7 separate regions of the Mus musculus genome follow, and regions 1, 2, 3, 5, 6 and 7 are each linked to region 4. A link is a loop called in an ENCODE intact Hi-C map of the cell type or tissue named here. Cell type or tissue: left cerebral cortex. All regions are shown on one strand.

Region 1 (4,000 bases), 85 kb before region 4:
TCACAGAGCAACCTACCACTTGCTAGAAGAGATACAGATTACATCATATTGACCAAGAGAATTATCAGGAGGACATTATATCGAACTCCATCAAACTTCAGAAAGCACTAAACCATAGTGGAAGTCCAGCGATGCAAGGAGGTTTGGATTTGGATCTAGTCCTGACCACTGAGCAGTTTCCTTCTAGATCATTTGTGAAAATGGGGGTGAAGCTTAGTCTCTCACCCAGATGTTATAAGAAGCAAGTGGGAAGTGTGGGAAAGTCTGGCATGGCGTAAGACTCAGGTCTTAGGGAACGCCAGCCCTCATTTCTATTCAGTTCTATCCAGTTATTTTATAGATCAGCTGTGCTCTTCAATGACTGTCACAGCTCCTTGCTGCTGCGCTTATAAGACAATTCTTGTAAATAACCCCCTAAGAATTTAATGTATGCCCACTCTCAGGTACTCTGAACAGTTTCTTATTTAAAAACAACAACAACAACAACAACAACAACAACAACAACACCCCCAGAAACCTTTATATACCCAAGTGTGCCCCAGCCAGAACTCTTGTGTCTATGTGTGTGTGTGTGTGTGTGTGTGTGTGTGTGTGTGTATGCCTGATACCAAGCCTGCCCATGAATGTGGAGCTCAAGCTCTACATTAGGGTTTTCCTCAATTACTCTCACTTTTAAATACTTGAGACAGAGACTTTCACTGAATCTGGAGTTCACTATTTGGGCTAGAATGGTAGCTAGCAAGTCCCAGGGGTCCTCCAGTCTCTACTTCCCTGTTGCCAGGAGTACTGTACCCATGTTATGTGGGTCCTAAGAATCAAACTTGAATCTTCATGCTTGCACGGCAGGCATTTTACTGGCAGAGCTCTCCTTTTAGATGCAGGATGAGGACTCTTAATCTGTTCCCACATCTTCTCACAGTACAAGACTGCCTTTTGTTTATGTTATTTATTATTATTATTATTATTATTATTATTATGGTATCCTGTTGTACTGCAGACTTCCCCACCATATTTGAAGTCAGAAAATCGGTGGAATTCTGTCAGTGTGAACACCTGCAGCTTTAGTCTGCTGTGGACATGGCACACGACAATTGGAAACCGGTTTGCTATTGTACTCTTGTGGCCCACCTTTGCTTCTCATACCACCTCGCCAGGTTGCAGGAAGAGACAGTAGAATGAAGATGGCTAGATTGCTTCTTTTAGCATCCCGTTAAAGCCCAAAGCTGTGGCATTAGAACCTGGGGGCTGGGTCAAGTTTCCTGACTCAGGTTTCTGAGCTGGTGCCCCACCTGAGGGAAAGTATTAGGAATGGTTATTCAGAACATGGGTTGTAGTTTGTGTCATTTAAAATCCCATGCTGGAAAAAAAAACCCACAACTTTCTTCCTCTAAATTTCCATTGTTCAGTTGTGGTTAATGGTGTCTGCTTCTCAAGGTTGTGGTAAAGGTTAAGGAAATGGTAGGTAGGAACGTCCTAGTATGTCAGGCTCCCTAATGGGACTACAGTTTCCAGGGGAGTCTGCATCTGGACAGCTCCAACTGTGCCCAGCAGAGGGCATGGAACACAGGGAGACTCAATCAATGTCTGACACATCTTACCCCAGTCTCTGAAAAAACCCTGGCTCCTGCATGCTGTGGGCATTTATTCAGCCCCATGCCTTGCTTCCTGTCATCACTACATCATGACAGCTGGTCCCTCAGCCAGTCAGCTCTGACAGAAAATCTCTGACACGTGCCACCACTTTCTCTCACCATTTACCCTAGGCCATACCACCCAAAGTCACACAGTGCATTTTCTGCCTCCTCATGGTTTCCAGGATAAAATACAACCACATATTTTTCATTGTTGGCAAAACCAAAACAAATTCAAACAAGCAAAAACAAACAAACAAACAAACAAACAAACAAAACAAAACAAAAAACCAGAAACCCAAACCAAACCAAGATAAAAACAACCTCAAGCACAGGTAAAAGCTTTTGGCTTGGAAGCCAGATATGGCGTTGCCATTGTCTCCTTGTGGGACACTTCACCTGCCCTGGTCTGCCATTTGGACCCCTCTATTGCCCCCAGCCTCATCCAAGGCTCCAATCTGAGATCTGTTGTAAATGAAACACTAAGTGTTTGAGATGAATATGACTGGAACGAGAATCCAGACCGCACTGGGTGGTGATGCAGAGTAAGAAAGGAGCGTGTATGAGGCACAGCTGCTGGTAGACCAGTTGTATCAACCTACCAGCCAAAACTGCCAGATTGAGGAAATGAAAGGAGGAGCCCATAACTGGACAAAGGAACAGGTCATGGACTTGAGGAATCTGAACTCGCTGGACTATACGCTAGCCCCCTTTGCTTCCAACTGACATTTCTTGTTTCTTAAAGGTCAAGAGTGAAGAGTAAGGAAAACCCAAAGAGACAAGCAAGTTATACCATGCAAAGGTCTGACAGAGAGAGGGTGGGATGGGAACAAGAACAAAAGAGGAGGGTAAAGTAGCTGGCTTATTGAGCACAGGCTTCTGAGACTACTTAAAGGTCAGAAGCTCAGGGAGAGACAAGGCATGGTTGCTTAACTTCAGAAAGATAACTCAGAGCTCCTGGGCATCCGGAATACCCTGGGTGCGCATCTGAAGGGATCCTTGGAACAGACGCAGTGCATACTTGCATCCTTGGAACTGACGCAGTGCATACTTGCATTCATCAAAGCACTCTATCTGTGCTGGAGGGATTTCAGGCCCAGGCTCTCCCAGATATCAAGAGCTACCTCTCGCAGTATCAAGACAGCATCAATAAGCACGGATTTTTGCATGGGCAGAAAGAAAATAATCAATGCGCTTATTTGATATGCTTCATTAATTGTGTGGGTGGATGCCAGTGATGGTGGGTCTGTAGTGAGCAGCCTGAGTGCATGGGGCTTCTCCAGATATGAGACACAGAAATCCCTTCCCTCACACATATTCTTAGGTGATTTTCAATTCAACAGAGGATCTCACACATTACCCAACAGGGTGGATGCGAAAATCTCTTAAGAATTGAGAAAGTGTACTTATCTGAGAAGCTACAGATGATCTTTTGGCTCCATGGGCTAAACATTCATCTATTAGAAGTCAGGTTAAAATTTATGAGCCTTAAACAATGTTGCAAAAGAGTCAGCCTTCAAAAGGCAAAAGCATGATAATGAGTACGATGGTGACGATTATGATGGTGGTGGTAAAGGTGGTGGTGGTGGTGATGATGATGTTAATGGTGATTGTGATGCTTATGGTTCCCACTAAGTGAATAGTAACTGTGTTTATTTTATAACATTCTTATAATTATCACTAATTGCATTATATATTATGATCCTATACTGTATTATATAAAGTTCCCACATCAAGTTTGCAAAACCAACAGGCTAACACAAGTCATTCCAGACTCAAGGTAAACAGCGTTCTTTACGTTAAAACAAAAACTGTATTTTAAAAGTTATAATAAAGGACGCTTGTAAAGTGGGGAAAGTGTGTGGTGAGATCCGAGATCTGTTCTTAGGAACTGCTATGAATCAGATTCTCTGTGTTATTAGCTTAATGCACTAACACCCAGGGACATCAAAGCACATTGGTATGTATGTATTTGTATATGTATATATATATATAAATGTGTGTGTGTGTATGTGTGTGTGTGTACCTATAATTACAATTAAAGTCCCTTAGCTTTGCATTTCAGAGATAGGGTTCTGGTGATTTTTGCATCTGGGACAGTAAATGCCCTAAACTTATAAAATAGTCAGCTGTCACCAAGGAACTGGCAACAGAGCTCGGGCACAGTGTCTTCCTCCCTGTAGGATGTTAGTCTCCGTATGGGTTCTGTACAAAGCATCTGCCCCCAGGCTTGTCTTCCCTGTCTTCTGCTTGACTGTGGTTAGGAAAGAGAAAAAGCCTAAGGCAGGAAGTGGGGATGTTAGGAAATGAGGACTGTTGGTTGCCATCTGACCAGAGGAGGTGAATGGGCAGACAAATCTGAATGCAGA
Region 2 (4,000 bases), 250 kb after region 4:
CAATTTTTAATGAAAAGCAGGAGAGAAACAAGACTCTCTGGACTCTTTCATTTCTGAGCAGGAAGTGGAACCTGTTGAATTTGTAAAGACAAGGCTAACAGAAATGAGAGCGAAGTCCCCTCGCCAGCGACTAGACAAAGGAAGTTTGTTTCTCATGCAGTGCAACCCTGAAAGCATGGTTTTTCACCAAAGGACTCAAACACCCTTATTTCTTCCATCCTGTATTCCAGCGGCTGATTTCAATGTCACTGGTTTTACTTGTATCTGTCTGGAAGGGAGAACTACAATGATCACTATCCTCAGCGGGTTTGTGGGTCCACCTTAAAAGGTCAGACACAGCCTTTCCTCTCATTCTCTTGACTAAAGTTTAGTCCCATTGAACTATGCTGGGGGCTGGGGATAGGGCCAACCTGAGTGTCCTGAAAGAAGAGAGGAACACTGGTGACATCAGAAGGAGATTCCTGCCACTGTAGACACTGCTTTGTACTTTTAACATGAAGTCTGAAAGAGAAGATAGGCACTATCCATCAATATCATTTGAGAATATTTCACACTACAAACATCTGTTTTTCTCAACCTCTAAATCAGTTCAGAGGCATTAGAGAGACTGTTTCTCTGGCTCTGTATTATTATGATTGGCAAGTATCTGGACTTTTAAAAGAAGTTTGTCTTAGCTATAGAGACGTGAGATCTTTGTCTGGAGACTTCCTACAGCTCTTATCAGGGTTGACCTAATTAGAACTCAAGTAGGGTTTTGTGATTCTAAATTCTCTTGCCACTGTGATGCCTAATTTTGGTTGTAAATTTGACTACATCCCGAATTAACTAGAACCCCAAAATAGGGGGGCACACCTGTGAGGAACTTTTTGCTTAATTTGAAGTAGGAAGATCCACTTCTAATCTGGATCTTTGAGATGGGTAGACAGGCCTTTAATCCAGATCTTTAAATTAGATCTAATCTGGGCCAAGCCTTCAGATGGAAGTCTGTATGATGACATAGAAGAAGGGAGATTTTGCACTTTGCCTGCTTGCCCTCATCTTGCTAGCAAGGCAATTACTTCAAGAATTAGAATCTACTTATTTGGGATTACAGCATATAAAGTCATACAGACTCATGGACTGAGTAACTTCTAGATTCTTGAACAATCTGTTCCTATCCAGCCACTGATGGATTAGTTAGACCTTAGCCTGTAAGTCATTCTAATATCTTTTATATTCTAATATCACACACATTATATATATATATATATATATATATATATATATACATTCTATAAATTGTTACTCTAGAGAACCCTGACTAATATGCCATGGTTGGCCCCAGCTCTTGCGCCCATCACCACAGCCCCGACTCATGACTTTGCTTTCAAAAAATATCTTGGTAGTTTCTTTTCCTTATTCCCATCCCCCATGTTTTTTTTTCTTCAAAATAGCATGCTGGAAATCGAAATCTGTGCTATAATTAAAAGCAGCAGCTTCTCTGGGGATGGGAATCATGGGAGCGTTCCCAGCTCGATTTGTTCCTCAGCTCAAGCTTACCATAAGAGCTGTTTTTGGTACAGGGACTCTCAGGGGAAATCAAAGGAGCCTTGGAAACTGGCTGAGGATTTCCAGGTTAAGCAGCATGGAGCCACCGCAGAGACAGGGCTGAGACACCTGCTGTTTGCTGAGCAGCCTATGGCCCTGACACCATAAGCACCTGCCCACTGTGCTGTGCCAAATGCCTCCAAGTCCCTTACTTCAGCTCATGCTACCAAAGTGGCATCACTTTGAATGTGCCGTTCCATGACTATTCTGCTAGAACAATGTTAAATTTTCATAGATTCAGTGCTGGGGAACACAGGAGAGAAAGCATTCATTATTACCATATTCAACCCAAAAGTTATTTGGCTAACAGAAGTGGGTCTTTTCTGATCAAAGTGGTGGTCTCTCATGTTGCTGAAGCGTGTTTGCTCAGCACACAGCAGCACATAGCCATTGTCTATATTGAAGTCGTTTAGACCTTTCCTCCTTCCGTATCATAATGATAATGGATGGACTGAATTAAAAATTGACGGCAAAAGTATTTTAATAGTTTGCCTTACCCATGTGTGGAAATTAATTTTCCTTCCTTACCTATATGCATTCAAGTTCTCTTCGTTAATATCTGTGTTGTTTATCCTTTAAAACTGTCCTAAAGAGCCTATTTTTAAACAGAGTTAGGGATTAAGAAAGATTTAACAACAAAAGTATATTGAAATTTAGTATGTGCTAGGCATTGCCTTCAGCTCTATGTAACTGATGAGACGAGTCTTGTAGCTTATACTCTAGGAGTGGGACCAGACAATAAGACGTAAAAATATAAATCAACTAGTGAGATAAGTGTGGTGAGTTGTTGCACAAATGATGAGAAAGATACATCTACAGAAAGACCCAGGGAAGAGGGGTTCTCCTTATACAGTCTCTTCCTCCTAAGAGGGAGGAGGAAGGTATATGAGAGTAGAAAGTTGATGAAAAATATGGAACTTGGAATGTTTCAAAATCCTGGAGCTAGAGAGAGAAGACGGCAGTGGAGCTGTCTGAAGGTGGCTCAGGGAATGCCAGGGCTGGGATGGGCTTTGTGCCATTGAGACACCCAGGCTCCTGTTAGTAAACTCTTCACTAGTACTCCCTTGAGTAAAGCCTACAAACTCACAGGTTAGCAAGCTAGATTCTGAGAGAATTGCTTGTCTGCTGCTGGTGTTCTCTATTGGGTGAATAGTTATCTATTCTTATGATCACAGCAAAGATCGTACAACAGGTCCACAAAAGAAAAGAATTGGCAACAAGCCACAGCCTTGGCATGCTCCAGCTGCAGCGCAAAGCTCATTTTTTTGCCAAAGCAAATTAAGAAAAGGAAAAGGTGGGAAAGGCTAAGGTGACAAACATTAACAAAAATCTTCAGAGTATTGAGGACGGTATTTATTAAGAATTTACCTGAAACTGATAGGGGACTGGGAAATAGTTCAGTGAGTAAGTCTGACAACCTGAGTTTGATCATTCACTGGGACCCAGATCTTGTAAGGAAAGCTCTGACTTCTGCAGTTGTCTTCTGACCTCTGAACATGTTGTGTACACACACACACACACACACACACACACACACACAAAGAGAGAGAGAGAGAGAGAGAGAGAGAGAACAATAATCATATAAGTGTAGAATTCACACTGAGCAGTAAGAGAAGGACAACTGGAGGATATGTGAGAGTCCCAGGGTTAGGACTCCAGCACAGGATAGTGTGCCGAAAGAGGCACCGAGATTAGTCATGTGTAATGTGTGCCTCAGAGAAAAATGTGGAATCAAGGACTCTTAGGTACTTAGGAGAAGCATGGTGTCATTTGTGATGACAGGGATGCTTTGCTGCTGGTTAAACCGCTCAGATGTTTATTGCATTATTAGTTTCTGTCAGACACTATGCTTGGTATTGCATACCGTGCGAACACCCCCCCAAGAAATTCTAAGTCAGAAATTATGAGAGCTGGCAGTAGGCAGAGGAAGAAGGATGAAGAGGAAATGACAAATTTAAGAAAAAACGTGGGAGTTAAAGAGTTGGCAGAATGTGGCGCCTGATGTTTGAGAGCGAGAAAGATTCTGAGATGATTTTTAAATTTCTGATGCAAGTGGGTTGATGGCAGAGCCTTGAACAAAGACAGGGAATGCACAGTCACAAGGTTGTTTGTGCACAGGAAATGCACGGTCACGAGGTGGTTTGTGGACCAGGCCATTATTCCCTTAACGATGGCAGCTAGTGATTGAATGCTGGCTGCTTCCTGTGTCCCCTGTAGTGCTTGCTGCTTAACACAAAGAGCCCCAACTTAAACCTATGGCACTGCTCTTGTTCTTATGCAAGCGTTATCTAGAACTCAGAGATGTTGTTAAATAACTCAATGTCATATATGCAGGGATTGGGAGAGGTGGGCTTAGTATAGATGTAGCTGCTGGGTTTGAGTTGACATAGATATGTGGTCAGAAGCACTTAGT
Region 3 (4,000 bases), 230 kb before region 4:
TTGCATATAGTTGACTAATGGCATTTTTGGTGCACTTACCAGAAAGGGGCTAGTACTCTTTTTGACTTAGCCAATTTTCAATGCTGTGGAGTAGACCATGTTAGTTATTGCAGCTTACATTGTTTTTTCATAATAAGATGTCTTCATAACATGTGAGTCTTAATTGTAATGAGTGAGCAGTGCTAATAGACATTGTACAACTGCCAACCCATTTGCAAAGCCCAGTTTAATATTGTCAGATTTAACTGTAACTTGATGTCCGCGAACTCCTGTTACTGAGTGGAGATTCTTATTGCTCTTGAGACAAACCTGAGATATATGTGGAACAAAATGCAGTGTGGTTGAGTTTAAGATATTTTTGAATGGTTGGTAGTTACCCACTACAGAGTCATTCCTTAATTGTTCCTCCACCTTCTGTCCCAACCTCCAACTAATCCACTGCCCATACCTTATTTTCACACAGCTCTTTAGCATAGAGTCAGCAACTTTCCTGGCTCCAGAGTCACCATTTGCATACCATTGATTTAATGAGATTACCCCAGATTTGATATTAATGTGAGAAGGTCTGGGCAGAGGAGAGGCCTCAGTGGTAAAGACTGCTGCTTAGGAATGAGAGCTTGCCTGTGTGGGATCTGGTGTGGCTTGTGCAGAAGCAGAGCACGGTGGGCATGGCTGTAAACATGGTACTGGGATGAGGACAGGGGCACATCCCGGGCTCCCACTGGCTAGCCACTCTCATCTGAGCTCCAGGGACAGTAGAGACTGTCTCATAAAAGTAAGGTGGAGAGTGAGAGAGGAAGAAACACACCCACTGATTGTTGACCTTTGATGGACACATACATGAGCATCTCTCTCTCTCTCTCTCTTCTCTTCCCTCTCTGTCTCTCTCTGTCCCTCTCTGTCTCTCTTTGTCTCTTTCTGTCTCTCTCTCTCTCTCTCTCTCTCTCTCTCTCTCTCTCTCTCTCTCTCACTCTCACACACACACACACACACACACACATACACACACATACACACTCACACACTGTAGCTGAAAGATAACTTTTTTCATTAGTTGAAAATGCTATAATAGCAGGTGAATTTTGTTGACTTTCTGTAAACTGGAAGTCTTGGCTTCATTTAAATGAGAATGATATATATTTAGGCTTCTCAGGCAGCCAGAGAACCCAATTGGAGGGACTGTACGTTTCTTCAGAGAGCCAGGATAATCCTAGATCAATCCCTTTGCAAGGCTGAGCTCTCATAGTTGCCTTGCATTGAGGCCTGTTCTCATCTACTGTCCTTCTGAGGGAGAACTTGAGACAGAGCAGGGAAGATACAGGTCAGTGACAGACCAGTTCAGTGTCCGAAACTTTAGGGATGATGGAATTCACTCCACTTCCTCAGTACAGTACAGTCTGGTGTGTCAAGGGGTTTTCACAAGGGCGAGAAAGCACTGAACAACCCTGACAGCACATCCACGAGTAAGATCATTTCCAGATGTAAAACGAGCCTCAGAGGGGCCAGAGATTCCCCCGGATCTGGAGTAAATTACGAGCCTACTGAAGACTTAAAGCCATACTTCTCTACTCTTTGCCCATGGTCAGCCCTGTGCTGTGTCTACTATTCTGCACCAGAGGGCAGCAATACATTGGAGTTTGTTCAGACCTAAAAAGATGTGTATCAGATAGAAGGCAATGGCTCTAATTCAACAGTGAGGTTTGGAGGAGAAAGCTCGGAGCCTTCTATTTTAAAGGGGACCTATTGTACCATCTCTGGCTCATTGTCTGTACATGATTTTAGCCCAAAGGCTGGGAAACAATGTGGCTCTTTGTCTGTTTACATAGACAGGCAAATAGAAAGAGGTGCTGGAAAGACATAATTGGTGACCGAATGAGTGGGATTCGGGCACTGAGAGGCATGGATTTGATGTGCAATTAGAACAGTCAGTGTGTGCATAAAAGTGATAAAGCCAAGCCTAGAATACTCTGTATTTCAGTTTGAAGTGAACTCAGAATTAACTCAGTGTTAATTTAAAAATGTCAAGTTCAGGGGCAGGAGCACTTGCCGCTCTTGCAGAGGACCAGGGTCTGGTTCCCAGGACCTACATGGTGTCTCATAACCACAGGTAGCTCCAGTTCCTGGGGACATGACCTGCTTTTCTTAGGTCTGTGGACACAGACATGGTACATATACACACGTGCAGGCAAACACCCATACACATAAGCTAAAATCTTTTAAAAGATAAGGCTTAGGTTTAGATAGAGAGAGCTAGCTATAGGACCCGTGCTACCCGGGATCCTGGTATTCAAAGAGACTCTGTAATGGTCAGCCTCAACCCGAGTTCTGGCAACCCTCCCTTGCACCAGTCCACTGCTGTGAGACAGTGATGCCCAGGAGGAGTGAGGCTGGCTTCTCTGCACCACGTAGGGAATGTCACAGACATGGTGCGTGCTTGACTGAGAACACACACAGATACATACACAGGTAAAAACACTCCAAGAATGCTGGGAAATCAAGTGGTTTAGGCACACTTTCCAGAGCACTGCAGCAAAGCAGTCACTGTGAGATAGCTGCACCCAGTGATTACTGTGTCCCCAGTCAGCATTTTCTGCGGCAGAGAAGCCAGGGGGTTGGAGCGAGTGTGCGAGTACCGGTGTACTGACTGTTGGTTGGTTCCTTCTCAGGGCAGTCCTTGGCATTGCCAGGAGCCCCAGACAAAGCTGCCTGTGAGCCATGGACAGCAATAGCCTTTCTTTTCTTCCTTGTTTGATTGATCTCCTCCCCTTGTGTTTCCCAGAACTTCTCGCTTTGCCTCATTCCCTGAATACTTGGTAGTGCAGATAAAGAAGTTCACTTTTGGTCTTGACTGGGTTCCCAGAAAATTTGGTAGGTATCCTTTGCATGCTTTCGCTTAAACTATAGAGTGAGCCACCTAACCAGACATGGCATGTGAAAGAGGCTGTGGGAACGTCTGCCCCGTCCCTTCCACCCCATTGTTTCCTCTGTTACTCCCAGGTTTCTCTGGACCCAGAATCTAGGAGAAACACTACCATAAGAAACACCATATGCTAACCACACCCTCACCACTGAGCTCTGGGAGGATCAGGTTCTCAGAGGGGAAGTACACTCCTTGCGACAGCGCATCTCAGAAGTTACTGTGCACACAGGTCACCTGGGATCTTTGGAAAATGCAGATCCTGATTGGCAGGTGTAGGTGGGCTGAGCGACCATGTTTCTAACCTACCGCATGGTGTTGGCATTGACAGTCCAGACGCCACACTTGTAGTAGTAGGTAGCTGGAGGTATAACTTCCTCTTAGCACCCTTCCCTGCCTCTGAGATACAGCAGTACTATATGTATGTGATATTCATCTAAATCATACACATTTTCCTCCCAACCACTTGGAAACATTGGATTTGGACAGTTGATAGAAGGATGTGGTTTGGGCTTCACTGGCTGCCTTTTCATCAATACTCAAGGTCCTTGGTCAGTGTGGGAGGCCCATTTTCCAGATAAGGCATAAAGACCATTTCCTTAGCCACCAGGGTTGAATGTGAGCAGTCTTAAGTGACCTCCAGGCTTGTGCAAGGATTTGCATCTCACTCCGTGTAGCTTCTCTAGCAAGGACTTCAAACTGCCAGTCTCTTACAGACTTGTTTTTGGGCACTTACACAACAAAACGATGAAAGCCTTAAGAGTCATCCAAACACGGGTAGAAGGGGACCTGGAGACAGAAGGAAGAACAGCCAGCATGATTTCTGAGGAGGCCTGGTGCTGGTGGGCACAGAGTGCCAGTTTATCACCCTTTGTGCTGAGCTATTCCCAGTGCCCAGGAGACCCTTGATTTTCTTGCTGGGAGAGTTTAGGGAGCAGAGGGGGTCTGAGGGCAGGGTGCTGACCACTCTGTTCTCCACTGGCCTCTGAGAAGGTTGAGATACTTGAGAATTTTGACCCATTCAGGCTTTGGATTGCTGTGGACGGGGTTTTTGGTTTGTTTGTTTGCTTGCTTTTCCTTTTG
Region 4 (4,000 bases):
TGAAGAGACTATTTAATAATGAATACAGAGAATGAAAGTTTAAATATCATTCCTGGGTGAAAATAAAGCATCCAATTAAATCAGTCCTTTGCTGGCTTTATTTTTTTCAGTAGTGGGAGAGTGCCTTTGATTTTAAACTTTCAAGACAGGCAGACTGTATTTGCTACATATTTTAAAAATTATACTAGTCATTATCTGTCAAATGTGACATAATCCTATTAATGACTTTCAAAACAGGATGATGTCAGTGACGGGGCTATGCTGTTGGAATTCTACTCGGGTGATTCTGAATTCTTAACAAACTTAAGATACAATCAGTAATATGCTTTAGATAAGGTACAATTAGTGCTGTACATGATCGTTTAAAGGAATTTCCCCAAGACCTGGAAATTAAATATTAAGTCATGCACGCAGCAGAGTATTTGTTATGTCTTAAGGAGTCTAAAAGATACTGGAGCGGCATCTTAGGCACTCACAGAAACACAACTGATGGATGCCAGGTGTAGGGGACACAGCCTATGAGGACTGCTAGCTGAGAGTCTTTGGAAAGGAAGCCCCAGGGAAAAACATATCAAGGGGTTGGGAAGGAGCTCCGCGCACACTTTAGAACGCTGAGTTCGTGTTTGGGTTATCTTTCCACCACTCCGCTGCATAATTTTATCATGAGGAAGATTCAACCTCGTGCATGAAAACTAAAATCAAGGTTAAAGTAATCTTCCAGCTGAGTACTGCGCTGGCATCTGAAAAAAACCCCTCCTGAGAACACGCTCCGCTGTGACTACTGGGACAGGTGACGATGTCCCGTCACCTGAAGGGGGAAATACATCACGGAACATTTAAAAAATAGTGCTTTCCCGGAACACCGCGACAGCGGCTAAGTGCTGGGACTGTGGAGCGCCCTGTGCAGGCGGGAGAGGCGGCAAGTCTGGCTGATGTTTGCCCTTCAGCTGACATACGTGCGAGGTGCAGCGGTAGGATTGCTAGGAAACATGGTCACCTCCTCTGCTAGGATCCCGGAGCCGGCTTAAAGGCACAGGCTCAAGACTGCCCAGAAAGCAAACTTCCCCGCACAAGTTCCCAGTCTTTCCTCCCCATCCCACCCTGGGACACTGTCCAGTGTTACCGGGGGACATAAATGCCTGGGTCATGGTGCCCCAGTCACTTGTTGAGTTGGGCGAGGGCATCTCTGGACCCAGGAACTTGGGGAGCACTGGGTGTTCAATCGACCCGCTGAGGGAGGTCTCTTACCTGCATGTGTCCCTGGTACATTCTGCTCCGGCGTCCTCAGGGCACCCGAGGCTGATGGCTGCTCTCCCGAGCTAGCTCGTAGAGAGTTGCGGGTCGGGCAGCGCGGCGCGGGCTCTCCGCGGGGCGCCCGGGCTACGGGCTACAGGACGCCGGCGGGCGAGAGGGCGGCTGGGCGAGCGGCGCGCTGCGGAGCTGTCCTCCACGCGGGTGCTGAGCGCGCGCGGGCACGGGGACGCGGGGCCGGGCTCTCCGCGGGCGCAGTGCCGCTCGCCGCGCCTCTCCAACTCGCCGGTCCTGTGCCCCACTCTCCTCGCCGCTCACGAGGCTGCAGCGTCCCCTCCCGCCTCCGTCCGGACGCCAGCCCGCGCCAGCCGCCGCCGCAGCTGCCGAGCGCAGGGCGCGCGCCGCCCTCCGGGCCGCGTCGCCGCCGAGAGCCGCTGGCCCGGCGCGCGCGCTCTCGCGGAGCCGGGGGCGGGAGGGCGGCTCCAGCGAGCGCGCTCCCGGACGGTGCTCCGCTTGCTCTCCCTGGTGGTTCAGAGGAGTAGTAGATCCTGAGAGCTGTCCAGGCCTGGAACCGCGGACTTTTAGATGCAGTGTTGGCGACTCCGAGGCAGGGGACTGACCACCAATGGGAAGTAAAGTGGGAGAGAAAAAGGTAGTCTTTCTCCAGAGGTGAATCCTGACAGAGCGTGTGTCCTGCATAGGCCATGTCTGGGCTTTAGAAGAGTTTTGTTAAGCTGATTGATTGAGCTCCAAGGAGTTACCTACGCATCCCACTTTCAGCGAACTCTGATCATACTACTTAAAAATCACACACTTTCTCTCCAGCATTAAAAGCACTCTGACTCTTGTGTAGTTGTTGTCTATCTCCTTTGATGTTACTTTCATGACATCAGGAATCTCTGTGCACTAGCATATCCCAGCACAGCATAGTCCTGGCAGGTGGTAGGTACCCAACAAATATTTGCTGAAGGAGTGACCTGTTCCATATATTGAAATACGTAGGCGGAGTGTTTAAATAGGTCCCGAGTTGAAAAGACTGTGTAGTATGTGTGTCCTCCTGCACTCACATCCTAGCAGCAACGTAGGTGGGTAGAGAGCCCCAACTTCTCGGTTAAGTTATGGATCTCAGTGTATTAGTGTGTTGTAATAGACTTTCCATGAACCTAGAAGCACAAGAATAGAAACTCCCTAGGATTTGTGTCCCTATGGCTCTGTGACCAGGGAAACTTTACAGTGTTTGGAGTGCGGGCCCTAGGGAGGTGGGCAGGGTAAGGGGTCTATTCATAGGAAGGTCACTTCTCAGCCTTAGCTTTCATATTGCCTGGGGAACCACGGGATAACCATTGCCATTTTAAAAATAACTATGTAAACAAATACAACAGAACCATGCACAGGCCCGTGAGGGGACGTGAACTTGAGAAATGATTAATCCAATTTAATACATTGAATAATGTAGCTGAAACAATCAGGCCAGAGAGAAAGAAAATAAACAGAAAGGGCCCAAGATCCCAGCTGTAGTTAACCAAGAACAATTCTCTTTAGGCTTCTGTCTCAACTCTGTGTGATCAAATTCATTGTTCTAGGCAGAAAATCAAGTATGTGCTTAGGTAAAATACCACCAACGTCTTCTTTCTTAGATATTGTGATCTACCACCCATATCCGGTTTTCTTTTCCTTTATTGGAGGGGTCCAAAGTCTCCTCTATGGCCTTTGCATCTGCTCCTGCCTTGCCTAATAAGTTTCTGCCTTGATTTCCTCAATGACAGACTTGGTCTGGGACATGTAAATCAAACAACCCTTTTCTCCCCAAGTCTTGGTGTTTATCAGTGTTAGAAAAGTAAACAAGAACGGAAGGCAAATATAGATACCCTGTTGCGGTAAACATTTAGAAGCCTCTCTATGCTCCTGGCAGATGCATGCTGCTCTGCACCCGCCCCGCCGGCGAGCTCTGGATTCATGAATGAAAGACACACACGCTGCATTACTTTCAGTATGCCTTACTAGTTTAATGGCTGGGCACTTCCGGACGTCCCCCAAGCTAGCACACATTCCCCTCCAATATTCCAGAGTTAACACTTTCTAAGTCTGTATTTTATCTTTGCCGCCCTTTTTCCTTCTGGGCAGGCTTCCCATGCGGCTACTTTCCCTCTGCACCTAGATTTCGGTCGTCTCACCCTCCTGCCCCTTCACAGTGTGGTCCATCCTCTGACCTTCTCATGGCGAATCCTTCTTCTCTCCCAATCCCCTGCCCCCGCCTCCTTTGTTTCTTGCCCAGGAATCCTAAAAGTCCTGCCTCTGTCCCCTTGCCCAGCCATTGGCCTTTGGCAACTTTATTTCCCAATCAGAGCCAACTGACGGCAGGCTTCCTTTAGCCTACATGTGGGACACCACAAACAGATTTTTTTTTTTGGATAACACATTTAGTGAACACAAGCCACTACAGTATCCTGTGTGGGTGTGTCTGCTGGTGACCAACTGCAAGGGAAGAGTTGAAAAAAATTGTAAATGACTGTACACATGAATATGCAAAGAGACGTTTTCGAGTTCAGATACAAAGGAGTGCTGATTTTCTGGGATCTCAACCACTACAATCTTTAAAAGGGAGTTATTTATATGATCTGAAAAACATGGGGGAAACTCTTATCATTTGAATGGAAAGTTTTGGAAATCTGTGAAGGACCACTGACACCAGGGATTGAGTCTGTGATATGATGACATTATCTCATAGCAGATACAATGAACCAAGGGC
Region 5 (4,000 bases), 99 kb before region 4:
CTCTTATAACTCATGTAATGAATTATACAATGTAGATATGGAAAGTTATTAAAGAGAGTGTCACCAGTGGGATGCTTTTGAGGGATTGTGCTGAAGGTTGTTTTCTCTCTTGGTCCATTATTTTATACTTCAACTAAAGACATTAGTTAGAAAAAGGAAGGAAGGAAGGAAGGAAGGAAGGAAGGAAGGAAGGAAGGAAGGAAGGGAAGGAGGAAGGAAGGAAAGAAGGGAAGGAGAGAGGAAGGAAGGAAGGAATAAAGTGTGGCCACATCTTTTTTCCTGCCATCTTTCTGTCACAGCATGTGGCTCAGGAGCACCTGACTTCTTGAGTTTTCCTTTCTGTCCATCTGTAGGTGTCCATCATCTGCTGGTGTTCATTTGTTCCTAGGCTGCTTCAGTATCCTCTTAGATAACAATTTTATCTCCTTTGGTAGTAATACAGTAAAGTCAAACTAGAAGTACTTAGAGGAGCCTGGGCTTTCATGCACTTACATATTCCCATGTTTCGAAAGCCTACTTTATCACAAAGAGATACTCAATAATATTTGCTTAATTAAATTAAAGGTATAAGAAGAGGAGCCATTCACAAAGATTTCAGACTGTGCTAGCAGCACTTACACCATTTTCTTTGTATGTTGTATGCACATGGATGTCCATGTAGAGGCCAGGGCAAGATCTGGGTGACTTCCTCTATCACCCTGTGCCTTACTGCCTTGAGACAGGGTATCTCACTGAACTAGCTCACTGATTTGTCTAGGATGGGTATCCATATCCAATTCCTGGCTCTTGTTTCCAACCCCCAATGCTGGGAGTACACCCATGTGCAGACATGATTGGCTTTTGATATTATTGGCATTCAAACACGTCTTCTTCATGCTTACGCAAGTGCCCTTACACACTAAGCCATCTCTCTAGCCCCACCACTCCCTTTCTGACCATCTGTCTCAAACTCCTTGGTCTAGGAAGGGGAAGGTCTATCTATAAATGCTGTGGGTAGTGAGTGGCTGAGACCAGGACCCACAGTGACACATGACACACACTGGGATTCTTGAGCCTTGAACAATAAGGAGCTGCTTTTCAAAAATGTTAAGATCAATAGGACTAGAGAAAGACCTGGCATTTAAATGGCTGCATTTAAGTCACAGACTCAACTCTCCAGCAGGCTCTAGATAAAATTTAAAGCACATTTCTTCATTCTCAAATATCCTGTGGTAGTTCTAAAACTCAGCGATTCTCCAAAGAGTCCACCTATCCCCTTAGATATAACAGAAACAGACGGAAGGCAAAGGGCTAAAGCAGCTTATACTCTTCCCATCTTATCATGTGGGGAAAACAGCCACACCAGAGCATAAGAGCCAGTTTGCATCTAAGGTAGTTAGAAGCAAACTCACTCGGTTAAGATAACCCAGCCGACGCCAAGCCTCTTGGTTCTGTTCCTTCCACTGACTTGCCCTAATCTTACAAGTGAGCTCAGCCAACAGTTGTCCATGCCATTAGTGTGTCCAAATAAGACGCCAACTATGAGGACAGCCTTCTTTTCTATGTCTGTTACATTCTCATGCAAGAGGGAAGCAGACTACACCAACAGGGCCCAAGCTGTGATGGCTGTAACCCATTTATCCCAGTAAGCCTGCATAATCTTTTAATGGAGAAGGGTAATGTCAAGGATTACTTGAAACAAGGGATAATCCTAAATGACATGATTAGAAACCACGATTTTTTTTTTTTTTTTTTTTTTGAGTAGCTCAGCTTTCCAAATCTTAAAATCAGGCTGCTTTTCTTGTTGGCAGCAGGGGGCAGCAGATGAAAGTCAGTTCTGGGCCAGTTTCAAGGATGGAACATTCCAGATGGAAAACTCCTTAAAGTGAAATTTGAAAAAGCCAAGTGTTGATTCTGACTCTCCCCTGTATGTCTGCTTTAGAAAAGAAGGCTGTCGAAGGTACAACGGATTCTGCATTTACATAGGTCATGCTCTGTACTGTACATATTCTATAGTCGATTAAGTTGTGCCTGGTAAAATTACCATGAAGTCTCTAAAGCTAGGACTGTCATGGTGTTACCTCTCATGGTGCAGAGTGTATTTAAGATATAGGACGCCCCCTTTTAACATACACAAATGGCAGGCACGTGCTTAGCCAGAAACAGCCATTGGTTTGGAGAAACGATGTGTGGATATTAAGACTAGATTCTGTTTAAGGTCCTGTCCCTGCTTTCTCTGCCTCTCACAACTGAGCCTGCAGATGACCCTGAGACTGTGTGACATCTGCTCCCAAGCTGTCATCTCCACATGTCCCTCCTTCCTCTTCATCCTGTCCTGGTAGCTGGTACAGAACCATCTTGCAGTCCCTACTCATCTTTCCTGCTCCTCATGCGAGTACAACACCCGGGGGGTGGGGGGTGGGTGGAGGGTGGGTGGGGAGCGGGCTGACATACGGGCGTGAAGCTGTCATCTTCTTTAGAAGTCCCCATTTTGAAAGCAAGGTTTTGTTCTCCATATGCTCAGCGCAGGGAGCCCATCTGCTCTGTCTCTGGTTCTCAAATCGAGGTCCCAGGACAGGGAACACTGGCTTTTCTGGGGACCTTTGTGGTTGACAGCTGGATCTGACGTGATGGATGAGCCTAGGGCACCAGAGACTTTAAATGTTTGGGTGATTTTTGAGCTCACTCAAGATCAAAAACCTCTGGACTACGAAGTCACATGTAGTGCATGCATTCTCTAGTCTTTGCTGTGTGATACCAGCTGCCAGTCCAAGCTTCTTTGTTGGTAGTTTCTAACTTCCATCTTGAAGCTTCAAGTTCAGCACAACCCCAGCCCTGTAGTAGAGCTCTTCCTATGCACATGATAACTCCCTGGTTGCCAATGCTATCCTCCTAGAATGCTGCTATCATACACCTGGCTCTGGGAGGCCAGCCTCTGCCCACCTACTGAAACCCTGGGGCTGCACTGGTATCAACTGCACTGCAGTTTGTGGTGACCAGTGACTTGGATGCCGGCTTCCTGCTGACTCTATTGATGTCTAGGGCCTTTCCTGTCCTATGTGTTCTTCAGCTTATTTTTGTATAAACAAGTTATACTCATTCAAACATTTCAGAGTCTCAACTGAGTTATAGAATGGGGAGAGAGGAAATGTCATCATCTTGCACGGATGAGAATTTTGAAGAAGAAACTATTTATTGAAATCTCTGTAGATCTGCCTGCCTTCTTGCTGCTTGCCTCCCTTCTCCAGGAAGGGAGCTCTGTCTTGCCTTTAGTTCCAGGAACAGCCTTTGATAATACTTGAGAAAGGAATGAGTACAAAAACATGTGCAGAGAGACACAAAGGTTACTTTTCTCTAGCTTGTCTAGATTGTAAAATGTCCCTAAATGTGGCCAAGATGTCAGTTAACATCTATTTGTCCACAAGAGGTGACAGGGTTTCAGGCATCTCAGAGAATATTTGATCAACACTTTTCACTTTTCTCTAATCTTTTTCAGTTACACTTTTGTGTATATGAGGTGTGCCCATGAACGAAGAACACCCCTTGGGGCAGTTGGCATACATTCCCGTGTGAGTGCTAGTGCAGACAGGACATCAGGATGGGTGGCTTCCAAGCTTCTGGGGACTCTCCTGTCCCTGACTCCCATCGCACCCTAGAAGAGCTGGGATTGTAAATGCCTGTGCCACCATGTCTGCTCTTCCCACTGGAGACTTGAACATGGGGCCTCAAACAAGTATGGCAAGTGCTTTACCCACTAGGCCATTTCTCCAGCTCTTCATTAATGTTCTGGAGGTGGAAACTGAGGCCTGCAAATGTACAGTCAATGATAAAGGTTATTGAGTTGATTGGTGGTTGATATAGATCAGACAGCTCATATTTCCTGACTTTCAATATTTTCAGTGTGTGTATGTATGTGTGTGTTCATGTGTGTGTGTGCGTGTGTGTATGTGTGTGTGTGTGTTGTCTGCTTCCACCTCTCCAGCAATGGGATTACATTCACATTTTACTGCACCAGCTTTGT
Region 6 (4,000 bases), 650 kb after region 4:
GGAGCTGATGCAGAGGCCATGGAGGGATGTTCCTTACTGGCTTGCTTCCCCTAGCTTGCTCAGCCTGCTCTCTTATAGAACCCAAGACTACCAGCCCAGAGATGGTCCCACCCACAAGGGGCCTTTCCCCCTTGATCACTAACTGAGAAAATGCCTTACAGCTGGATCACATGGAGGCATCTCCCCAACTGATGCTCTTTCTCTGTGATAACTCCAGCTTGTGTCAAGTTGACACACAAAACCAGCCAGTACAAGCACCTTGGAGTTTGAGTGACAAGAGAAGCATGCGTAACTGTGATTTGCTCAAAACATAGCTAGGACTCCTAGGCTAAAGTTATTCCCATTGTGATAAGTATCTAGTTCATCGTAAAAATCTTTCAAACTCTTAAATATTTTGGAAACATTTAAATGCCATATTCTCATTTTTTATAATAGCATAAACTTTAAAGTTTTATTTCTTTATAAATAAGATATATTTACACTCCTATAGAATTTTTCCAGCTCTTATGAACAAGTAGGCAATTCCAGCCCAAATCTTTTTATAACAAAAGTCATTATGACTATCTGCTTAATATCTTAAGGTTACTCCAACCACTAACAGTGATAGTCACATTTGCATAGTGACCTACAAAACTCTACACCCTACTGTTCCTACCATACCTTATCCCTCCATTCCTCATGTGTATCAAATGCTTCTTCTTATTCTAGTTCCTCTGTCCTGGTGTTTCTTCTGCATTTTCCCTTAGGTAAAATGGATGACTAATGCCTCATCTCCTGTATGGCCTTGACTTGAATATCATCTCAATGAGACCTTCTATAATTCTCCTATTGAGATGACTACACCAGTCCTTCTGCACTTTCAACACTTTTGCCCTTGATTTAGTTAATTTGCTATAGGATGTATCACCAATATACTACATAATTTGCTTATATTTGTTGCTTATTATGTCTCCCTCAAGAATATAAGCTGCATGAAGGCAGGAATATTGATGAGTCTTTTTCATTATTATGTCATTAACATTTCAAATAGTACCTAATGCCAAACAAATATTTGCTGAATGAATAGACTGATGCAGTTCACAGTTTGAAACTGTGTCTACAGAAAATCAAAGGTCATATCTAAAGGAGTGTTAATCCTCTCCCTGTTTTTCTGGCTCTTTCAGTGGGTTCCATTGAAAATAGCAATATATAAAACAACTAGTGTATTTTTAATTCCTGACATTTTCTTTTGGTGCTTCCAACAATAAAATTCAAAAATTACTATTTGGTAACTAAAAGATGATCAATTATTCTGATTCTAGAGACATGTATAATTTGAATTTAAAATGCTCACCAAAGCAATCTAGAATGTCCTGACAACGAACTCTATTTATCATCTTACTATTCATGTCTCTTATTAAAAGCATCGCATGTTCCCTGTTATAGTATTCTAAAACACTGCCACAAAATATAAACATAAGAATCTACTATGTGGGAATTTATATGTGTGTATATGTTTATGAACAATCACACTCAAGTTTATTTTAAAAAGTACACTAACCTAACCTAATTCATATCAATAGTGAACATATCTTTCAACTTCTCTCAACAATTATGGTAGAGGTATTTTGAGGTACTTTCATTTTTTTCTAATCCTTTGTATAAACAAATAAAAACATGGAAGAGATACTGGCTGAGCCTGAAACTTTAGGTGGTCACTTCATACAGTCAAGTACTGTACATCTCCAAGAGTACCATAAATATCATACAAGGATTATGTTGTAAAAGGCTACAGAGAGTCACTTCATATGGCCAAGCACTGTACATCTTCAGAAATGCTGTACACTGTGCCTCTCCAGGAGTGTTATATATATTATCTATAAGTCATGATATAAATATTCCAATGTAATGACCCCTTTCCTTGAAGCTATGCATATTCTGGATCTGTTCAGAGTTATTTAGCCTTGATTAAAACAAAATTCAGTGAATATTACTATAGGGAAAAACAAAAACGAAAAAATGTCCCTAAAATTTCAAAAATCCCAAGGTAACCAATGATTGACAAAAGATCAATAGATTATGAACTTATTTTCATGAAAATAATATCTTCAAAATGTTTGCCACTCACTAGAAGATAGAGACAATGTTAAAGACAGTTGTCTTGAAATAAGTCATAGATCCCTACCACTGAATATAGACTTTGTTGCTGTGTGAGGTGATTTTGGACATGAACACAGTTTGATACTATAGTGATCTTATAGCACCCTCAAGTGGATTAAACTAACAAAATTTCCTTTCCTGAAACTGTTAGAATCCATTCAAAAGGACTGTTGGGATGAAGCTGTGTCAACCTTTTCTCATGGCTTATAGTTGGAGGTACTCTGCTAATAGTGGCAATAAGTGTTTGAGGCTGATAATGAACAAAGTGACTAAATAATTTTTTTTCCTTAGTATTTCTCACTCTTCCTTGAGTCACTCCAGGGTAACTTTGAATTGAGTGTCAGATACTACACAACAACCTATATGGCAGCAAACAAAACTCTCAACTCTTGTACCCTATTCTTGACAATGAAGTCAAATGACCCACTATTGGGAGAAAGATTCAGACATATCTTTGAACATTTACATATAATGAAGCAGGGAAACAGAATAAGATACACACACTTATTCATATATACTATATAAAATGAAGAACTGCCTCACATGATAAACAACTATGACAGGTTAAAGGGATTGAACAACCTATAATATGAAATCTACAAGCTCTAGACCCAGGAAAGCTAGTCAGAGTCCACAGGCTAGAGAATATGCAGTCATTGATTTAAATTCTACTCTGAGGGGAGAAGAAGATAAAATTAGATGTCCCAGTTCAAGCATTGAAGCAAGGAAAAACACAAATTCCTTTTTTCTCTGCCTTGTTTCCTTTTCAAGCTCTCAAAAGATTAGATGACACCATCATAGTAGCCTATGGGACAATTTCATTGCCCTTAAAAATATATATATATTCTATAGTTTGTCTATTCTTCCTTCCACAGAAGTCCTGATAACCAAAGAACTTTACTGTCTCTGTAGTTTTTCTTTTTTGAGATTAACATCAGTTGGGATAATTCAGTATGTAGCCTTTTCAAATTTGCTTCTTTCACTCCTTCATACGTATTTAAGTTTCCTCAGGTTGTTTTTATCATTTGGTTATTAATTTCTCCTTAATGCCGGTGGAACAGTAATAGCCCAGGGTTACAAAGGAAAGGCCAAGTAAGCTTCAACCCTCAGATACCTCAAATATGAGGAAAGCAGGATTTGGCTATCTCACCCTCCCAACCTAGCACCATAAAGCCAGCTCCCCCAGTATCAACCCTAGTAAGAATTTATTACCCTGACAGTTATCAGGCCTCATTCCTTGTTTGACCTTGTGCATGGGCGCACATGCACACACACACATACACACACACACACACACACACACACACACACACACACCCTACAGTCCCTCAGTATGTAGATGAAGCATCTTCCAACAGCCCTGCCATAGTCAATGATACACAGTTCACACAAATCTTACCCCAAAGACCCTGGTCACCTCCCTGGAAGCATAAATACCCTACCCACAATAAACCCAACTCAGTGTCATTGCCAACACACTCATAGCCTGCCAAGATCCTGTGCTGCATTCAAAAACACCCAGCTAAGCTTCCCTCCCTCCAGTCCAGCTTGGTGAACAACAGGCCTGGCTACCAAGAGTGAGAAGCAGACACAGGGCAGCAAATTCTGAATAATAAATATCCTATTGTCTGATGATACCATAGTTTACCCATCTACCCATGGAAAGACATCTTAGTTTCTAATTTTTGAAAAGTATGATTAAAACTTGTATATATCCATGTGTAAGGCTTTGTGTGTGAGTAGATTTTCAGCAACCAAGGTAAGCTGAATGTAGTCACTGGGTTTTATGATGATAATGTTTTGGGATTTGTGAAAGCACTACAACTTTCCTCAAGTGGCTGCACCATTTAGCATTCAAACC
Region 7 (4,000 bases), 160 kb after region 4:
TCAGCAATCTTTCATGCTAATTATGTTTATATTTTTAAAATTTTTGTTCAGCACCTCCCACACCCACACATTTTTTCCTGCCTATTACATGAACCATAGAGAGGGTTTAAAGATGTCTTGTGTGTTATATTTCATACATAAGTATTTTGATTGATATTTTATTATGAGGCTGATACACCTTCCTAATAAATTGTCTATTGTGAACAATACCTCTCTCTTTTTTCCACACCCCTCTAAGTTGATACCTTATTGGATTAGGAAAGTAGAAAAAGAAGGTAGTTTTCTCCTCAGGATTTGAATAGAAGTCCCAGAGCCAGCTATCTTCAGGGTGACTACACCCCTACACACACTTTGAAGAATTCTTTATTCTGTGGGATCTGGAAACCATGTTGGCTGTGCTGACCTCATTCCTATTCCTGGAGCTACCTTCATGAGAATTGGAACAAACAAACAAACAAACAGACAAACATCCCTAGGGATCAAGGTTGTGATCCTAGAATGGTGGGTGGTGAGTAGAAAAACATAAGATGTCAGAGCTTGAAGGTATGAGGAAAGACAGCATAGAGTCTTCCACAAAGTGCTTAAGATATGGACTCTTATCACTGCTGTAGCAGAGGAGCATGGAGAATCGGCTAGCTACTTACATATGTGGCAAGAAATGGGTGACCATTCCTAGAATGGTAGAAATAGGTCCCACAGAAAAATGTGTTGAATTCCTAAATACTGGTACCTCAAAATATGACCTTATTTGTAAATAACATTTGTAGATATGATCTAGATTTGTAGATATGATAAAGCCATACCAGATAGTGGAGGGTCTCAATATAATGATTGGTGTCATAAAAAAAGGAACATGTGGAACTTGAGACAAGAAGAAGGTTGTGTGAACACAGATACAGAGGTTGGTCAAATGTATAAGGCACTTCATTAGTGAAGCAGGGAGTTGCCAGCAACTGTGGAGAATGAAGAAGTGAAGATGCATGTTCACCTGAGTCTGTGGAATAAGTGGAGCCCGACCAATAACCTGATTTCAGATTTTGAACCTCCTGGACCAGGAAATATATGTTTTTGCTATTGTAAGCAATAGCTTGTGACACGCTGTTATTACAGTGCTAGGAATTTGTAGCAGTTAAGACCCCAAACAGTGATGCATAGTTGACTCATTCTCTGTGTTGGGATTATATATTAGAGGGTATTCTATCTACCTTGATTCAAAATGAATGAATGGAAGAACTCTAATAACAGATGTGCCTTTATTGTCATAAAGGAAAACAATAACACCTACTAATATTATTAGCAGGTGTTCTGTCTGACACAATAGAATTTTAAGTTCATGTAACTATTTATCTTTGTTTTCTGTCAATAACTTTCATCTAAGCTATTTTAAGCATATGCCACTTGAATGAAAATAGACTTTTGACACTGTGTAATCCTCTAAAGACAAATAGTCCAATTACCGACAATGAATACCTTCAAATCTGTTCTTTCTCAGACTAGATTCATTTGTTTCTCACATGAAACTTATATGGCTTCATCCAAAAATACTAGTGAAGACAGAACAGTTTGAACATGGTAGTAACCTGCTGTACACATATTTGAGAAATGAAATGACAGGTGCATTTAAGCTGTTGACATCACTGAATTGTAAGTGGTGGTATTGGGTAAGCCAGCTGTCAGCCCACATGAATAGTTTTAATGGCTTTAATGAGATGCAAACTTTCTGCTTTTTGCTCAGTGATTGAAGACAAAAACAGGATAAGTGGGGAGCTAGAGAGATGACTCACTGGTTAAGGGTACTTGCTGTTCTTCAAGGACTTGGCTTCGATTCCCAGCACCCATATGGCAGTGCACAAGGGTCTATACCTCCAGTTCCAGGTGAACTGATTCCTTCTTCTGGCCTGCTAGTGCATGAGGCGTGCAGACAGGAAAAACATTCATATACACATTAAAACAAAAGAAATCAAACAAACAAAACCCACACATGAGATTCACAAGCCTTGCTGGTCAGGAACTACTGATTTCCCACTTCTCTAACAAACAGAAGCACACATTTTTCATTAAGAAATGCTCAATTCACATTTTTTCTTTTGCAGAGGTGAACTAAATTATTATACAAGTATAAAAATTCTCTATGGCTCCATCATAGAGCAGAATTTATAGAAGCTCCTATCTGGGCATCCAATTAAAATTCAAGGACATTTTAACTATGCCAAGCTTTGTCATGAATTATGCATTGTTTTAGATTTCTGTGATCTCCTAACTTTCTTTGAAATATGGGCTCTAAATCTTGCCTTGATTCTTCTGGGTTTTGATAGGACAGTTTTATTTGAATAATTTTTCTATTCTATTTTTTCCAGAGAGTAAAGAAGATATGATGATTTGCCAAAATTAGAATGAAGTTTTTCAAAAAATCTCACACCGCCTTAAGTCATGAGAAGTTGTTTTTCTTTATGCATGTAGCTTCCGGTGTTACACAGCTACATTTTGAGCATTTGTTTTTGTGTTTGTACAGTGTTGTCAAGGGCCACTCAAATATACCTAACTTCATTTTGTAAGACTATTTTGTTAAGAAAAATGAACAATATATCCAACAGTGATAATCAGGTGGAACCAAGTAATCCCAGACATGAAAAAATTATACCACATTACTGTTTTTTAGTTCCCCTCCCCAACATCAAATAGTGGTAAGTGTTTGAAAACTCTGAAAATAAAGCTTTGAATTTTCTTTTCATGCTGATTTGGAATCCTCTGTTTCTGGATCCTGGAACCCAGAGCGTGATGGGTTTGTGAGACAAAGTCACATCCTATAGCGTAATGTGTGAAGTGGAAATTTTTGGTTTCTTTGGAGACTCAGTTGTGCCACGTGATATTTTATGAGAGGATGTTTTGCTAAAGAGACACATTGGAGGATGGTTGCTGAGAACAGACATGTTTTTCTGGATGCTGCTTGGAAAAAGGACATGTGACATTTTGCTAGAGTGGGCACATGATGTTTGGTAATAACCCAACATGCTGTGGGCGTTACCTTGTCACTCTTTTTCTGGTCTTTTCAGGCTTTGCTGCTGGTGGTCTTGGCTGATGACACTGTGGCATTGGTTCACCTTGCCTTCTTCTTTGTTGATCATTGTTTGTACTGACTTCATAGAGAGAAACTCACCAAAGAACTTCTCATCACGTTCTGGCAGCTTCTTGCCACTTCCATGGACTTGGGTTGATTGGTAGAGCCTCACAGTTTCTTCTGAATCGAACTCCCATTACTGGTTCATGAGTGGTGTTTGTGAGTGGATCTAGCTACTGTTGCTGATTCATGTGAGCTGAGCTGTTGATATCCTGACAATGAAGATTGGAATCTTTCCCCAAAACCATTTCTAAACAAGTCCACATCCCACTTTGCCCTATAATCCTTTCCTTTCCACTACTTCTGGCGCGTGGTGGGCTAAAAGGGAAGTTAAAGCATTTAAGAACCCTTATTAAAGTAGGTTTTAAAAAGTATAAGTCTACAAATGTATGAGTGCCATTGTCTCATTGCTATACAACGCTGCCTGCAGAATGCTTTCTGCAATGCCATCATCTAAAGAAACACTGGTAATGCCCACTTTTGGATAAAGGAGTCACTCAAGGAAACCTGTCTGTCTAGAAACCTGCTCAAACAACCTCCCTAATATAATAAGTTTTACATTTTTGTTCTATCCAATCAATATTAAAATAGATGAATTCCTCATTCCTTCCTTCACTTTTGAAATTATATCAATAAATCAAAGAAATCAGGAACATTTTGATTAAACCATTATTCTGCCTCAAAAAGATAATATTCTCTATTAATTTTTAAAAAGTCATTAGCATATAGAAAGCTTGAATTTCAAAACTTATGGACTTATAATAGAAGAAAACATCAATTCATTTGACACCAGAGTCACTGTCAGAGATGTTACATATGTTTTTGTAAGTTTGTTTTTTTCATAAGAACTTTTTCATTAGCTTGTGTGTTTGTTTGTTCATG

What was found. Hi-C counts contacts between places; a loop is a spot of excess contacts. Peaks named below come from ENCODE experiments on the same cell type or tissue, not always from the same donor. Only the 100,000 strongest peaks of a DNase experiment are listed, where the experiment ranks them.
Region 1: it touches region 4 in a loop (3-fold over the local background); 8 of 42 quality-filtered maps call a loop at or near these places.
Region 2: it touches region 4 in a loop (4-fold over the local background); 3 of 42 quality-filtered maps call a loop at or near these places.
Region 3: a loop joins it to region 4, with 4 times the contacts of the local background. A loop is called at or near these places in 2 of 42 quality-filtered maps.
Region 5: it touches region 4 in a loop (11-fold over the local background); 8 of 42 quality-filtered maps call a loop at or near these places.
Region 6: a loop joins it to region 4, with 4 times the contacts of the local background. A loop is called at or near these places in 6 of 42 quality-filtered maps.
Region 7: a loop joins it to region 4, with 6 times the contacts of the local background. A loop is called at or near these places in 2 of 42 quality-filtered maps.

Annotation. Positions count from the first base shown.
Region 1 is chr3:33,056,379-33,060,378 of GRCm38, forward strand. All of the region lies in intron 3 of Pex5l (peroxisomal biogenesis factor 5-like), which reads right to left. The region is part of intron 3 of 4930419G24Rik (RIKEN cDNA 4930419G24 gene); the gene reads left to right. Among named protein-coding and RNA genes, the nearest start is that of Pex5l, 25 kb to the right of the region's middle. In left cerebral cortex, a CTCF peak has its summit at 1,540 (motif pointing right); a DNase peak (open chromatin) is centred at 3,906; H3K27ac peaks cover 45 bases.
Region 2 is chr3:33,395,889-33,399,888 of GRCm38, forward strand. No RefSeq gene overlaps it. Among named protein-coding and RNA genes, the nearest start is that of Gm24780, 4.7 kb to the left of the region's middle. In left cerebral cortex, no CTCF peak of the experiment used is centred here; DNase peaks (open chromatin) are centred at 1,541, 2,644 and 3,560; H3K27ac peaks cover 3,782 bases.
Region 3 is chr3:32,908,794-32,912,793 of GRCm38, forward strand. It overlaps Usp13 (ubiquitin specific peptidase 13 (isopeptidase T-3)), which reads left to right. Exons shown (of 21, transcript NM_001013024.2): 14 at 2,780-2,868. Among named protein-coding and RNA genes, the nearest start is that of Gm34153, 61 kb to the right of the region's middle. In left cerebral cortex, a CTCF peak has its summit at 1,611 (motif pointing right); a DNase peak (open chromatin) is centred at 1,636.
Region 4 is chr3:33,141,601-33,145,600 of GRCm38, forward strand. It overlaps a transcript of Pex5l not described here. Among named protein-coding and RNA genes, the nearest start is that of Gm52604, 24 kb to the left of the region's middle. In left cerebral cortex, a CTCF peak has its summit at 1,796; DNase peaks (open chromatin) are centred at 554, 955, 1,631 and 3,669; H3K4me3 peaks cover 1,650 bases; H3K27ac peaks cover 1,618 bases.
Region 5 is chr3:33,042,371-33,046,370 of GRCm38, forward strand. All of the region lies in intron 3 of Pex5l (peroxisomal biogenesis factor 5-like), which reads right to left. The region is part of intron 2 of 4930419G24Rik (RIKEN cDNA 4930419G24 gene); the gene reads left to right. Among named protein-coding and RNA genes, the nearest start is that of 4930419G24Rik, 20 kb to the left of the region's middle. In left cerebral cortex, a CTCF peak has its summit at 1,792 (motif pointing right); DNase peaks (open chromatin) are centred at 1,457, 1,831 and 2,561.
Region 6 is chr3:33,788,941-33,792,940 of GRCm38, forward strand. No RefSeq gene overlaps it. Among named protein-coding and RNA genes, the nearest start is that of Ttc14, 9.2 kb to the right of the region's middle. In left cerebral cortex, a CTCF peak has its summit at 2,246; a DNase peak (open chromatin) is centred at 2,254.
Region 7 is chr3:33,304,178-33,308,177 of GRCm38, forward strand. No RefSeq gene overlaps it. Among named protein-coding and RNA genes, the nearest start is that of Gm24780, 87 kb to the right of the region's middle. In left cerebral cortex, no CTCF peak of the experiment used is centred here; DNase peaks (open chromatin) are centred at 1,820, 2,179 and 2,776; H3K27ac peaks cover 2,499 bases.